Regions from separate parts of the Homo sapiens genome. Here region 2 is linked to region 1. The links are chromatin contacts, found by Hi-C in ENCODE. All regions are on one chromosome and are shown on one strand. Each heading gives the region's core, a stretch centred on a gene start or an enhancer-like site at or near the end of the contact. The rest is flanking DNA. Distances are from core to core; before and after follow the strand shown.

Region 1 (6,814 bases), core at 1,980-4,479:
GCCACTGATAGAGAGTACGCTGATGTGTACAATAAAGAAAACAGAGCAGGGCAGGGAATACAAAATATGGGGTGGGGGGGGGTTACAATATGAGGCCTGGAAGTCTCACTGATGTGACACTTGAGCCAAGATCTGAAGGAGGTAAGGAAAAGAGTATTCCAGAAAGAAGGAACGGCCCATGCAAAGATCCCGGGGCAGCAGCATGCAAGGTAAGGAGGCCGATTTGACTGAAGAGGAAGATGTAAGAGTTGAAATCAATGACATAATGAGGGGCCAGATCTTGTAAGGCCTCACGAGCCACCTTAAGGATTTTGACTTTCACTCTGAAATGGCAAGGGGTTGGAGGGTTTTGAGGAAAGGCATAATACAAGTCAACTTAGTTTAACAGCATTAATCCAGATGCCGTGTAGAGAACAGACCACAGAGGGGCAAAGGCAGAAGAAGAGGTCCTTTTAGGAGACCACCATAATAATCCAAACAAGAACTGATGGGTCTGTGGACCAGGATGACAGCAGGGAGCTGATGAAATATGGTCAACCATAGGATTTACTAACATATTGGATAGGATGTAGGGTCCAAGAGAACGACAAGGATCGAGGAATATCAAGATTTCTGGCCCATTCAATAGAAGAATGGTTCTCCCACTAAAAGAACTGGGAAAGACTGTGAGAAGCACAGTTCAGGAGCACAGGGGTCATAGAGTTCTCTATTAAAGTTATCCACTTGTTAGAGTTGCAAGGAAATTTGAGAGCCTAAGCACATCATTTTACAGGTGATACAAACTATGGCCAGCAAAGGGTAAGGACAGTAAGTTAATGACCACTGGGGGCCTAGACTGGCTACTGTGTCCTCAAGTGTACTACATACAATCAAGTGTTAAATCATATTCCACAGAATGTAAACACAGGTTAACACTATTTAAATGTCCTAAAAATCTGTAATCAACATATGATACATGCAGTAACTTATAAGATGTTATTGACCAAAACCTATTTACAATACATATTTAAAATTTATCCCCATTACAACCTATTCAACTAGTCCTAATGTGGATAACTTAAGTTACCCAGGTATAGGCATTCCCTTCACACTTAACACATTTTTTAAATTTATATAGTTGACTGTTTAATGTGTCACCTAAACTCCATGACAGTAGACACAATGTCTCCATTGCTTACCACTGTGTCAGCTGAGAGGACTGTGCCTAGAACATAGCAAATGCTCAATAAATACCTGTCAACTAACCACTGAGGATACACTGAAACCAAACATCTAATGTTTACCTTTTCTCCCACAGAAGGAGCAGGCTATACAAATGGAGGTTCTGGGAAAAAGAAAAATAAACGAAAAAATAAGCAAAGGACCGAATTGCTCTGCTTTCAAGTCTAAAAACTCTTATTTTAGGCAGACCTCCATAGTATTTGGTAATATGTGAAATTTAATTTAATAATGAATTGCAGGCCCTTACAGGAAGGAAAAAAGAGAGGGAAGGAGGGAGACTGAGTCCCATCTGCCTCATGCCCCCCTAGACACTCTTCTGTGAAGCTCAACCCTGTCCCCCCTGCAGCTAAACGTGCAGAGCTGAGCAAAAATTCCAGCAGGAGAGTAGAGCAAAGTGGTTCTCCTCCACCGGGTTCACCCAGTAACATTTCCTTAAGCTGTTGCTCAAACAACTGCTAGCAGCTGTTAAAGCATGAGAAGCTGCTTACAATCTCCCCAAGTATTTCTCACTGATGGTGTGCAGCTGGAATGAAAAACTCAGTTTCCAGAACTGAGTACATTCTTGGTTCATTCTAGAGCTCTTATCAAATGTTACCATTTGTCGAGATACCAAAAATCAGGGAGCCACATTAATTTACTGTCCTTATTCACTTATGCCAAAAAAAAATTCATGTATGAGAATTTTGTCGTAATTCATCAAACCATAATTCACATAGTTATAAACTGTTCCTGAAACTCAAAACAAATATTTCGGTTCACTATAAAGCACTTGCACCCCCCCCACCCCAACAGATTTTAATTTTCATGTGTATTCTATTTTCTGAGTATAACCAGTTGCCTCTTCATTCATGTTCTCTGCTTCACTCTTCCTTAACTTTAGCCTCATGGCTTGCAGGCTAGGGCAGTGCTTGTCCAAAATCAGAAGTGATATTCCCCATTAAAAACTATTTTCAGCCTTTAAAATATGCAGTAGTATACATACCTAAATATTTAAAATATTTCTGCCTCCCTCCCTGCTAAGCTGATATATTCTTACTCATTTCAACTCTCAGCTATGCCTTACATCTGTTCTCTTTGCCACCAACAGGCACATGTACTTGCATAACCTGCTGCTGAGACAGGGTGTCTCCCGTGCCTCTAGGCAGAGTGCACTGACCCAAAGTTCAGGAACACCTGCCATGTATCAGGTACCATCTGGGAATGCTGCGATGAACAACACAGTTTCTCCCTCTGGGAAGTATCCAGTCTGAAGGGAAGATGGGAAAGTAAAGGCCCAATGTCAGTGCTGTGTCATAGGCTAGCTAGAGTATGGCCAGAACCCTTGCAAACCACCAGGGTGAGGGGCTTAACCTGGTGCAGGTGGGCATGGTGGAGGAAATGATCATGAAAGGTTTCTCAAGGAAAGAATTCTTCATGAATAAGTCATGAAAAGAAGTTACTCAGGTAAGAAAGGGGAACCCTGAACAAGAAGCTATAAGCATTTCAAGTCACAGCAGAAAGCACTTGCAGACATGACCAGAAAAACAGGCAGGTCCCTCATCTGCCATTAGTAGGAAGCTGGAGCTTTATTCCATCAACAATGCTTTATTCCATCAACAATGCTTATAAACTTTATGCAAGAGGAAGATACAGTCAGATCTACACTGCAGATTCTTCACTCTGGTGATATTGAGGAAACTGATGGGAAAAAGAAAAGAGCAAAATAACACGGCAGGAGGTCAGATGGAGTGCCTAAGGCCTCGCACCTCCCTAGCCACCGTGAGCTTACCACACCCTAAGTAATTAGAGGACACCATCCCAATTTCAATACGAAAGCAATGAGTTAGCAAATTCTAAAATAAAATGTGTTTTAACTCCTTTAATGCCGCAGTATATTCTCATTACACAAACGTGCAAAATGAGGCACAGAGAAGCTAAAGCTATAACTTGGTTACACAGCTAGAAGGAGCAATGCCAGGACTGAACTATGGCTGTCTGGTGTCAGAGCCCATGCTCTGGGCCAAGGTGCTCATAAATGTGATGACATCATTTCCTGATTGGATGCCTCCGGGGCTTTCAGCGCTTTCCCACACTAATCAGAAGCTGACTCCAGCGCTGCTCGGGTGCCTTGCTCAAAGCAGCAGCCTCTCTTCCCTACAACACAAAAAATAACTCTTAAACCCCTACCCTCCCCATCAAAGTGCACTTTATGAGGGCCAAAGGCCACAGAAGGAAAATGAAAGAACCTAGCAGCTATGGGTGTAAAAACTCAACCACCTTGCCCATCTTCCTCTAGCTCCTTAATGGATAACGCCTAAGTGACAGAAGCAAGTTAAGTTTCATTGCATGTTTTCCTAGCACTTTTAGTCATGGGGTTTTCAGTGTTCAAGATGCAGATTTAAAATGAAGATGTATTCAAGGCTGATAAGGATATTATCTCCCTCCCAGTAAATAAGAGATGCTACCCAAAGTTCTACCAATGTACCTTGGACAGTGAAAAACCCAGGGCATAAGCTTGATTTGAATGGATGCACATACGTGAGGCATTTTGATGGTAACTTTCTAGAGTTCCAGGCTGCTTTCGCTCAGTACCAGTTTTTATTTCTGTTATGTAAAACCAGGGAAGGGAAATTCACATTCACACACATAAGCACTGTCTTTGTGTATTGGGCCTACTATAACAAAATACCTTAGACTGGGTGACTTAAAAACAACAAAATCTTATTTATCACAGTTCTGCAGGCTGGGAAGTCCAAGATTATGGCATCGGCAGATTCACTATCTAGTAAGGACCCGCCTTCTTGTTTATAGATGGTGCCTTCTGTTCGTGTCCTCACATGGTAGAAGGGCACGGCAGCTCTCTGGGGCCTCTTTATAAAGGCACTGGCCCTACTCATGAGGGTTTAGGCCTCATGATCTTATTACCTCCCAAAGGCCCCACCTCCTAACACCATCACATTGGTAATTAGGGTTCAACATATGAATTTGGAGGGCACACAAAATTCAAACCACAGCACACACACACCTAAAAGGCAAACGTAAGTGAAAATGAGCATGAGATCTACCTTACATAATGTAGTAGTAAGCTTCTACAAAGTTCTTTATAAATCAAAGGTGTTGAAATCAACATTTTTATAGAACATCAAGAGTAGCCACTATTTTTTTTAAATCTTAGATTAAAAAGATTAGCAGAAACCACCTCAAAGTGATCTGTTTCATATGAATTTCTGTTTGCTCAAAATAGTGTCTCTCATTAATTCTGGACAAACAGGCTTAGTCATTTGCCAAAGCACTAAGCTCTTCCTGACAATATGACAGGGCATCAAATTGGAAGATAAAATGCTATGCCGTGGGAAGAACATGACTTTCGAGTAGCCACTCCCCCTTCTATCACACAGTGCAGCAAAACCTATTACATTTTCCAAGGCATCCAAGTTGATTATCAGGAAGTTACACACACTGGACCTCTAAGCATAGAAGGTACAGTAAGAAGGAAAGCATTTTCTCTTAAACCCTGAGTAGGCTGTCCTCAGGTTCTAATTCACTACATCAAACCTGAAGTTTTCCAGTCTGAAAAGAGTGTGGTGTCATTATTGAGCTTAATTCTATACCAAATGACGCTTAGATGGCTGCTTCTCCTATGCCCTGAAACCTTACCAGGGACACCCTTGTGTTTCAGCCTGAAGGAGCAAGGAGGAAGAAGGTGCTGAATATGTTCCCTGGCCCAAAGGGGAATCGATTTATGCAGAGACACAGAAGAGCTAGTGATCGCTGGGGTATATTCCATCTGAAAGTGAGGTCATTTAAATCCAGATTTAAGGTCCTCCTCCTGGAAATCCCATAGATGTGAGTTGACAGTTTCTAGAGTCAGACTGTCCAAACCCAAAGCATGGCTACACCGCTTATTCTACGTGTGACCTGGGCAACTGACTTCCCCACTGTAATTTAGTTTCTCCTATGTAAAATGGATGCAATAGTACCTTCCTCATGGAGTTGTGCTGAGGACTGAATGAGACTCAAAGCATTCAGAATCCAAAACCTAGCCTGACACACAGGAAGCACTCAAGACACATTAGTTCCTGATTTTATACCCACGTTCAATAGAAATGTACATTCTTCCCAGAGAATTTGGACTGTGTTCAACAGAACCAGGCTCATTATCCTATCCACCACACTTCTAGCTGCATAATAAAGTGAGGGTTTCTCATGGTCTAAATCAGGCCCTTTAATCTTCTGTTTTCTGATAAAAAGTTCTGAAAAAGGGAATTTATACATATGTAAAAGTGAGTGTTTCCCCTAAAAAAAAACAAAAATCATTATGTTTTCTATTAGGATAGCAAAAATGCCCTTTCTTAAAAACAGTGCACACAATAATATTCTCAAGGTGGGCAATGTATATTACACTCAAAGAAATAAATGCAAACTTAACTTCTCCCCTGCTTAACTTTTATTTCAAACTACAGGGCCTCAGAGGCATAAAGATACAAAGGGGAAAGAGCAAAAACAGACTGGGTAAAAACAATGTATTATTTGTCCAGGTAGCAACAAAAAGGGACCGTCTCACCCCTGCCGTTGCTGAGTCTCCACATTCCACTCTTCCCCCCGATCTCGCCTGTTTCACCCACCGACAAGGATGCCAGTAAAAGACCCAGAGACTCCTGGTCCTCATTTTTGTTCAGGCAGCAACCAAGTACCTGACCAAGAAAGTCAATCTCCTATAAAATGAGGACAGCAGTAACATCTACCTTTCCAAGGAGACATTAAAAATGCTTTAAGGCAATAACCTTATATTATAGTGAACACTTTAAAAATTCAAACTTTAAATACTGTATTAGTTGGATGTTATGATCAGGTCAGAGAATATGGGAGAAATTAAATGTGAATTCTAGAAAGCGACAGTTCCAGAGATGCAGAAGCTGTACATTTAGGTGCCTGTCAAGCAGCCACCATACATCTGGGAAATGGCCATTCCAGTTTGTGTTATTACACAAGCATGAAGTCGCATACTCAAAAAGATACCAAGGAAGTCCCGGATGGCTGGAACACAAAGTCCTCAGCACATGCCAGGCATAGAAAAGGCACAGCCCTCTCTACACATCAATTCACTTAATTCCCACACCTACCCTGTGCAGGGGCTTCCTGCCTGAGCCCTTCTGAACTCAGCAGCCCGCACAGTGCAGGCACGTACTGGGTCACAACAGACTCCTCGGCAGTGAGGAAAAACCCAAAGGCCTGTGATGGAAGGAAAAAGCCAGGAAATCTTACCTCGGGGATTCTTACTGGGAAAAAGAAAAGGACAATGTGTTCCAGAAGGCTCAGGGAGAGGCTCGGATCATTAATCTGACAAGAATAATGGGATGAGATGACTGGCAGAGGACCAAGTAACAGAATAAGGCAGGGGCTGACCAGCCTTCACATTTCAAAGGCAGTTCACTGCTATTTTGACCCTTTTAGTGAGAAATCATCATTTCATCATAAAACAGAAAATTAGTTGTACTTCCTTATCATCTTAGAGCAAGATTAATGGCAAGTTAGCTTCCAAATTCCATAATTAATAAGTATTACCTTTTGATAAGTCATAAACTCTCCTCAGAGCTGAAGCTCTTGCAGGACA
Region 2 (6,690 bases), core at 2,092-4,591, 590 kb after region 1:
CTTCAACATGCATGTATCCTGTTTTACTTTGTATTTATTGGATTATTAATATGGGAGAACATTTTGTTCATGTTTTCATAAGCCAGTTGTATTTCTTCTGATTCTTTGCCCACTTTTCTCTTTGAATATGTTGTGATTTTCTCATCAAAATCTGTGATATCTGTGAGTGAAAGCTGCATCAGATGCTACCCAGATGCCACCTAACCTTCTGACAAGGAGCTAGGCCCTGTACACTCAGATGGCCAATGGTGTGTAGGATAAATTTCCTCTCCAATTTAAGGTATGGCCTTGGCTATTGCTCTTTCTGCAGTGAGAGTAGAAGTCTTACCTTCAGCTTGTTGACTGTAACCATTTTATTTATGATCAGGGACTATGGAAATAAGTAATTAACATTGAATGGATAAGCACAGTTAAACTCAGTATAACTGGTGGAAACACAAGAGAGTGCCTTGTCCTGTTAGTTAAATAATTTTTTAAAATTTATTTTTAGATGAAACCCCCTGAGATTCTGTATACTGTCTTTTGAGTATTGGAAAAATAATTTTTACTAAATAAAACCACCATCTCTAAAGCCACAACTTGGAAGTGTTTGCAGTGATTTCTGCAAAAGAACTCATTGTGGTCCTACTCCTGAACCTGCACGCCCCCACCGAATGGCTGGCCTGGGGACTGCTTCAGTCAAATTGTGTTTGTATTTCTTTCTTCCTCAGTAAAGCGTTGTGTGTGCCTGTCCAAGGCTTGCCAGCAAATTGGTCACATCAGGCAGATTTCCAGCCTGGCAGTTACAGGTGGAAAAGGCTTTCAGATCTCAGGCTCTGAGTTTTGCACAGGGACTTCCCTCTCCCAAGGTCTACGGCACATCTATTTGTCTTTTTATTAGTATAACATTTAATCCCAGAAATGGCGTGGTTGGGGGTGGGGGGGGGGCAGGTATTAAATGCCATGCTGAGTTTGTGCAAGGCCTGCTCTTGGTTCACAGTATAGGCACCTGCAGTGCCCCAGGGAAGCAGATCTCTTGTGTCCTTTCTGTCTGCCCTTTTCCCACCCCCTGATTCCTGCCTCCCCCATCCCTTCCTCCCCCTCTGTCTTACCATTTCCTCCTTTCCCCAAAAGACAAGGTTTGAGGTATTGTACCCATCATTTCCAGAAGCACTCTCTCTCCTATATCTTCCAAAATTATGACATAAGAAAGTAACAGAAGAGTGCAGAACCCAGGCAGATTTCACAGTCCCTAGGCAGCTATTAAGCTCTAAATATCAGGCATCTTGACAAAGACAGCTCCAAACTTGCCAACAAACCCACATTCCAGGGGCAAAGGATATCAAATATCATACTATTTGTTTAAGTTGACCCCTCTTCGCTATCTGAATCCCCACACTCATAACCATGGATGAATCTGAGTGCTGCTTCTTTTGTTCAGACGGAATTTAAAAATCAGTTTTAGAGTGAGAAATGCGCAAGCCCATCCCATATAGGCAGGTCCTTTTCCCCAACAGGTATGCCCTCCTTTTCCCTGGCCTCCTGTCTTCTCAGCACTTCCAGGGAGCCACATGCTCACTGAGAGCTGTCTCCACCCCTTATTCAACGCACCTAAAACTTGACAGTCTGAGCAGATGGGGGAAGTAGAGTGATTCCAGCAACTGTCTCCTTTTCTGGAGCAGGAAGCTGGGACTGTGGCTAAGTGAGGCTGCCCTTCTGCAGCTCTGAGAATATGGTAGCGTGCGCTACCATGCCTAGCTAATTTTTTATTTTTTGTAGAGACGGGGTCTTGCTGTGATACCTCGACTTAGGAGAGTTGGCTTTCTGGAAACTCACCTGATGCAGGGCAGGTGAGCCCCAAAGTGAGGCTTAGTCCACAAGGCTTCTTGGCTTTGCCCAGGAAAAAAATTCAAGGGCAAGCCGGAGGTAGAAGAAAACAGCTTTATTGAAGAGGCAGTGCTACAGCTCTGTGTGTGCTCCTGCAGAGCAGGGTTACCCACTAGGCAGAGAGTAGCAGCTCAGGGCAGTTTTGCAGTCATATTTATACCCACTTTTAATTACATTCACATTAAGGGGCAGTTTATGCAGAAATTTCTAGGGAAAGCGTAGTAACTTGGGTCTTCAGGTCATGGAGAGGGGCAATTAACTTCCAGGTGTTGGCTTGGCAATGGCAATGGCGAACTGACGTGGCACACTGGTGCGTGTCCTATGGAAAGCTGCTTCTGCCCTTGCCCTATTTTAGCTAGTTCTCAATTTGGTCTGGTATCTGAGCCCCACCTTCTACCTTGCATCCAGCCCTGTAAAAATCTGTTGCACTCTTTGTCCCAGTTAAGACCTTTATTGGCTTTTGTTAATGCTTGGCTGTATGTTATCATTCTCATGTGGCTTCCTCAAATTTTAATTTAAGCTAATATTTATATGATTACATACATGTTAATTATAGTTAAATACTCATTATAGAAATTTTGTAGAAAAATTAAAACCACAAAGAAGAAAAAATTTCAATCCTATAGTTCTGAGATAACCACTGTTGATTGTTTGATATCTTTGTTTCTAACATTTTATGTGTTTAAAATTACATCTTTTTTCTTTACCAAAGTAAGATCATCCTGCACATACTGCTTTTATAACTGCTTTTCTAATTTAACATTGTACTCTCAGCATTTTTCCATTTCATTAAATGTTCTTCTATAATATAATTTCATTGGCTACAGAGTATCTACCATATGAAAAAGTCATTATTTGATGCCCTATTTTAGGGCATTAATTAGGATGTTTCCAGTGGCTTGCTATTATAAATAATATTGAAATAAACATCTTCATGGACAAATTTCCTCACGGATTCCTGATTACTTCCATAGGACAAATGTTTGCAAAGAGGATCACGGTTCATTAGATGTGCACATTTTGACACGTATTGTAACATTATCAGCCAAATAGAGTGTGCCAATTTATATTCCAACCCCAGTTCCTCAAATAGATAGTAAGTTCTTTGAGGTTCACTATTATGTATCCTCCATAGTTCCTGGAAGTGTTGGGCATACAATACAAACTTAATAAAAATAAAGTTAATTCCACTTAACTTTCTTGATTACCAAATATTTAACCTGTCTCCCCCTTGCTACCTTCACTTGCTTCCATGCTATAGATGCAAAACATAGCTGTGGTCACTGAGCTAAATATTGATGATAGCAGTGACTTTGATCAAAAGCCATGTTACCTCAAAACTTATCCTAAACACAAGTAAGAGGTTATAGCAGGAAGTGTCAGGTTAAAAGAATCTGCAGGCTAGAATATGGCTGGAAACTTATTTACTGCAATACTAACAACCAGTTGTGCCAATGAGTTGATCACCTTTTCTAAAGAGAAAAGAGACTGAGGATGTGGTTTGGGGTGTGGGCTGTATCAGGTACTTTTTTATGACCCAGATATGATACCAGAAGACAGAGCACTACTGGATGAGGGGGAGGTGGGTGCAAACTCTGCTATGGGAGCCCATGCCACTTCAGTAAATAAATTAAGCTTTGTTCTCTCTTGAGGAATCTCATTCTTCCTGTTTATCCTTCTCTCTCACTGCTCCACACTTCTCTGGAGTACTTGTTTCCATGGACTATAATAATCACTGAGCAGTATTTTTTTTTTAAAGAGCAGCTGTGTTTCTCAAGCCTTGCTCTTGATCTTTATGTCCTCTTGCCAAGATAACTGCAGTGGCCTCTATGCAGTGTCTTCACACCTCCAATCTCCTCTGATGGAAACCATCCCACAGTTTCCATAACATTCTTCCTAAATCAAGGCCTTAATCTAGTTCCCCCACCCCCATTCCCAAATTTTCCAGGATTTCCTTTGTTTTCCACTGTAAGTTCAAACTTTTCTTCCCAGCAAGAAAGACCTTCCACAAAATTATGCCAACACTTCTCCTTTAACTACTGCCTTGCAGGTACCCATTCCAGCTATGCATGATCCCTTGTGTATACCCTTTGCTTTCCGGCCTGTACATGCCTTTGCTCAAAATGCTCCCTTTGCTTGGAACACCTATTATATTTAATAATTCTACCTTAGTAATCAGTGTATTTGTCTGAGTCTCCTACAGTTATTTGTAAACTCTTTGAGTGTAGGTACCTAGTCTTATCTATCTTAAAATCTCTCTCAGGGATACAATTGCATTGGTTAGGGAGGGAGTACCCAGATATCTTCATTTTAGATGTCATTTTTGTGTTTAATATTCTGGTCACAGGGAGAAAATATCTTAAGCATGTGGATTATGCCAGATGTGGTGGTGGCACAGCTGTAATTCCAGCTACTTGGGAGGCTAAGGCAGTAGGATCATTTGAGCCCAGGAGTCTGAGGCCCACCTTGGCAACAGACCCCATCTTTTAAAAAAATAAATGTGTGTGTGTGTGTGTGTGTGTGTGTGTGTGTGTGTGTATAGAGAGAGAGAGAGAGAGGCTAAGTTTGACACTGGAATGTGTCCAGCGTCACCAAGTTATATATAAAGTCCATGCCTCAAGCCTTGCATGCAAATTGAAAATTAAAGAGAGCAACATGGCAAAATGTGCTGCTGATAGCTTTCAGCTTTGCTGGATTGAACAGGAATATAAGGTAAGGCTGCAGACTCTCCTGTCTACTGCCAGGTCACACCCAGCCAGTCCTTGTGTATTCATATTCCTGGTTGCCTGGTTCCCTGTGGAAGCTGGTGATGGGGTGCGAACAAGGAGCGTGGCACGTAGCTGGCAGCTACAGTATACCTAAACTGAGGGCTTGCTAAGCGATCTCCGTAGCCATTACTATCCGACTTAAATGTCCTGCTGCTGAAAGCTGAGGTTCTGCACACCGTTCAGTGTGCTCAGGAGGCAGTGGTTTGATCTCATAAATATAGCATTTGTTCAAGGCCTTGTATCCTTCATAGATTCCTTCCCAAAGATGGGATCTTGTATGTTTTTTTCTTGTTTTCTGCTTTCTTACTTTTTCCCATACATCTAGGTGTAAAAACAAAACAAAACCTTTCCTTTGGTTTTGCTCGTTGTTAGGTTAAAAATCAGAGAAACAATGAAGACTCACCAGAGAAGAATGCATCTATACAAATGGGGTATTTTATCCATGGAGAAAACAATCAGAACAAGTGAAATTTTAAGTAAATCTGAAAACATAAAAATTCATAAGGTCGTTTATGTTAGAGTTTAAGAAACCTTTAGTAAACATCTTGTCTTAGGCTTTTATTTTGTGGATGAGGAAACAGGCTTGGAGAAATAAGATAACTCGCATCACAGAGCTAGGGAATGCAAGAACTGAGCCCAGCACCAGGTGTTTTGACTTCTAGTTCAAATGTAATACTCAATACTGTCAGTTCTCTGAGTAAGCTCACTTTCCACCCATATTCCCAGGCACAGCCATCGTATTCTATAGCAATGATTCTAGTAGTTAACATTATTTCAATTGTTGATTAAACAGAATGATATGTTTATGTTTGTCTTGATCAGTTATTATTCAGTGCATATAGTTTCATGTGTGTTATTTTTCTTTCATGCTTGTGAAGCCTGCAAGAGCAAAATTTTATCTAAATCTGCATTCACTTTCCTAAGGCTTTTTGTTGTTGTTTATTTGGGTTCTTTTCCCCCTTGATTTTGAGCATCTTACAATTCAGTTTCCACAACTCTGACTTAACTTGTGGGGCACACAGGGCGCAACTCTTTGTTAAAAGCATACTTACTGCATCTCTCTCTTGCCAACCTAAAGATAATATGATGCAGAATCTCTCTCAAGACTGCAGGCCTAGGATACATTTTTCTCTTTTTAGCAGCACTTCCAAAATTTTCAGGGATATTTTTCTAAGATAAAAGTGAAGACTTAATCTTGTCAATATTTAAATAAAAACAGACCTTTATTTTAAAGTATTGTAACACTTCCAGTAGAATCTATACATGTTTAGAATTCCATGCCAAATCACATCCTCACACACACAGCTAGCTAGAGGAGAAATTTCTTACACTCTAGGTAAGAGTAAAACACTATCTCTTATCCCCTTCCTTCCTGCCGCCCACGCCATGCCCAACTGCTCCCATCCTCCCTCTCCACCTGTGTGCAAATGGAAGGAGTTGGTGTGGCTTGATGCGGGGGCGGGGTATGGAATTTGGGGGACAGTGTCAGGACAGGGACCCCTAGAGCAGACAGCATGAGGGAAGTCAGGGCGGTGAGAAGCCAGGCATCAAATACCACTCCCCGTGTTAAGTATCAGAGTCCAGAGAGCCAGGAGGCACTATGGGTCCGTGTCTCAGAGATAAGACATGAGAGATGAGAACAAGGAAGTTGGAAGGAAGGAGGGTCTGTTTCTTGGGAACAGCAGCATACTCCTTAGCATAGGACCCACCAGCCAGTTGGTGTGTTCAAGGTGCGTGGGCCTGGATTTCTTTGAGGGTCAAAGGACATAATGCAAGTGAGTATATATACTTTACATAACTAAATAATACATAATATTCAGTTTTCAGAAATTTTTTCAGATCACAGATGAACCTATTAGTTAATACATTGCTTTAGGAAAACTGTTGCTTCCTGGATGTGGTAGAGAAGTCTCACAACCAGGCCTGCAGTGCAGATGAGGTAAGGCCTACCTGAAGCTCTGATACCCAGAGTACACACACAATGCCTAAGGTGATGTTGACTCCCTTCAAGCTAAATAAGATGGGTGGAATTTGATCCCTGAAGAGTTAAATACTG

Evidence for each region. A loop is a pair of places that touch in the nucleus more often than their neighbours do. Pooled maps may share reads with other maps.
Region 2: a pooled map shows a loop between it and region 1 (2.1-fold over the local background). The contact joins two enhancer-like sites. A Hi-C loop is called at or near these places in 2 of 37 single-sample maps with no recorded cell type and 6 of 50 pooled maps.

What each region holds. Positions count from the first base shown.
Region 1 is chr2:168,153,567-168,160,380 of GRCh38, forward strand. All of the region lies in intron 5 of STK39 (serine/threonine kinase 39), which reads right to left. Among named protein-coding and RNA genes, the nearest start is that of STK39, 91 kb to the right of the region's middle. Within about 2 kb of position 3,230, at least 6 of the 41 ENCODE cell types and tissues checked have a DNase peak (open chromatin) inside an H3K27ac peak, as active enhancers do.
Region 2 is chr2:168,747,915-168,754,604 of GRCh38, forward strand. All of the region lies in intron 8 of CERS6 (ceramide synthase 6), which reads left to right. Among named protein-coding and RNA genes, the nearest start is that of CERS6-AS1, 35 kb to the right of the region's middle. Within about 2 kb of position 3,342, at least 4 of the 41 ENCODE cell types and tissues checked have a DNase peak (open chromatin) inside an H3K27ac peak, as active enhancers do.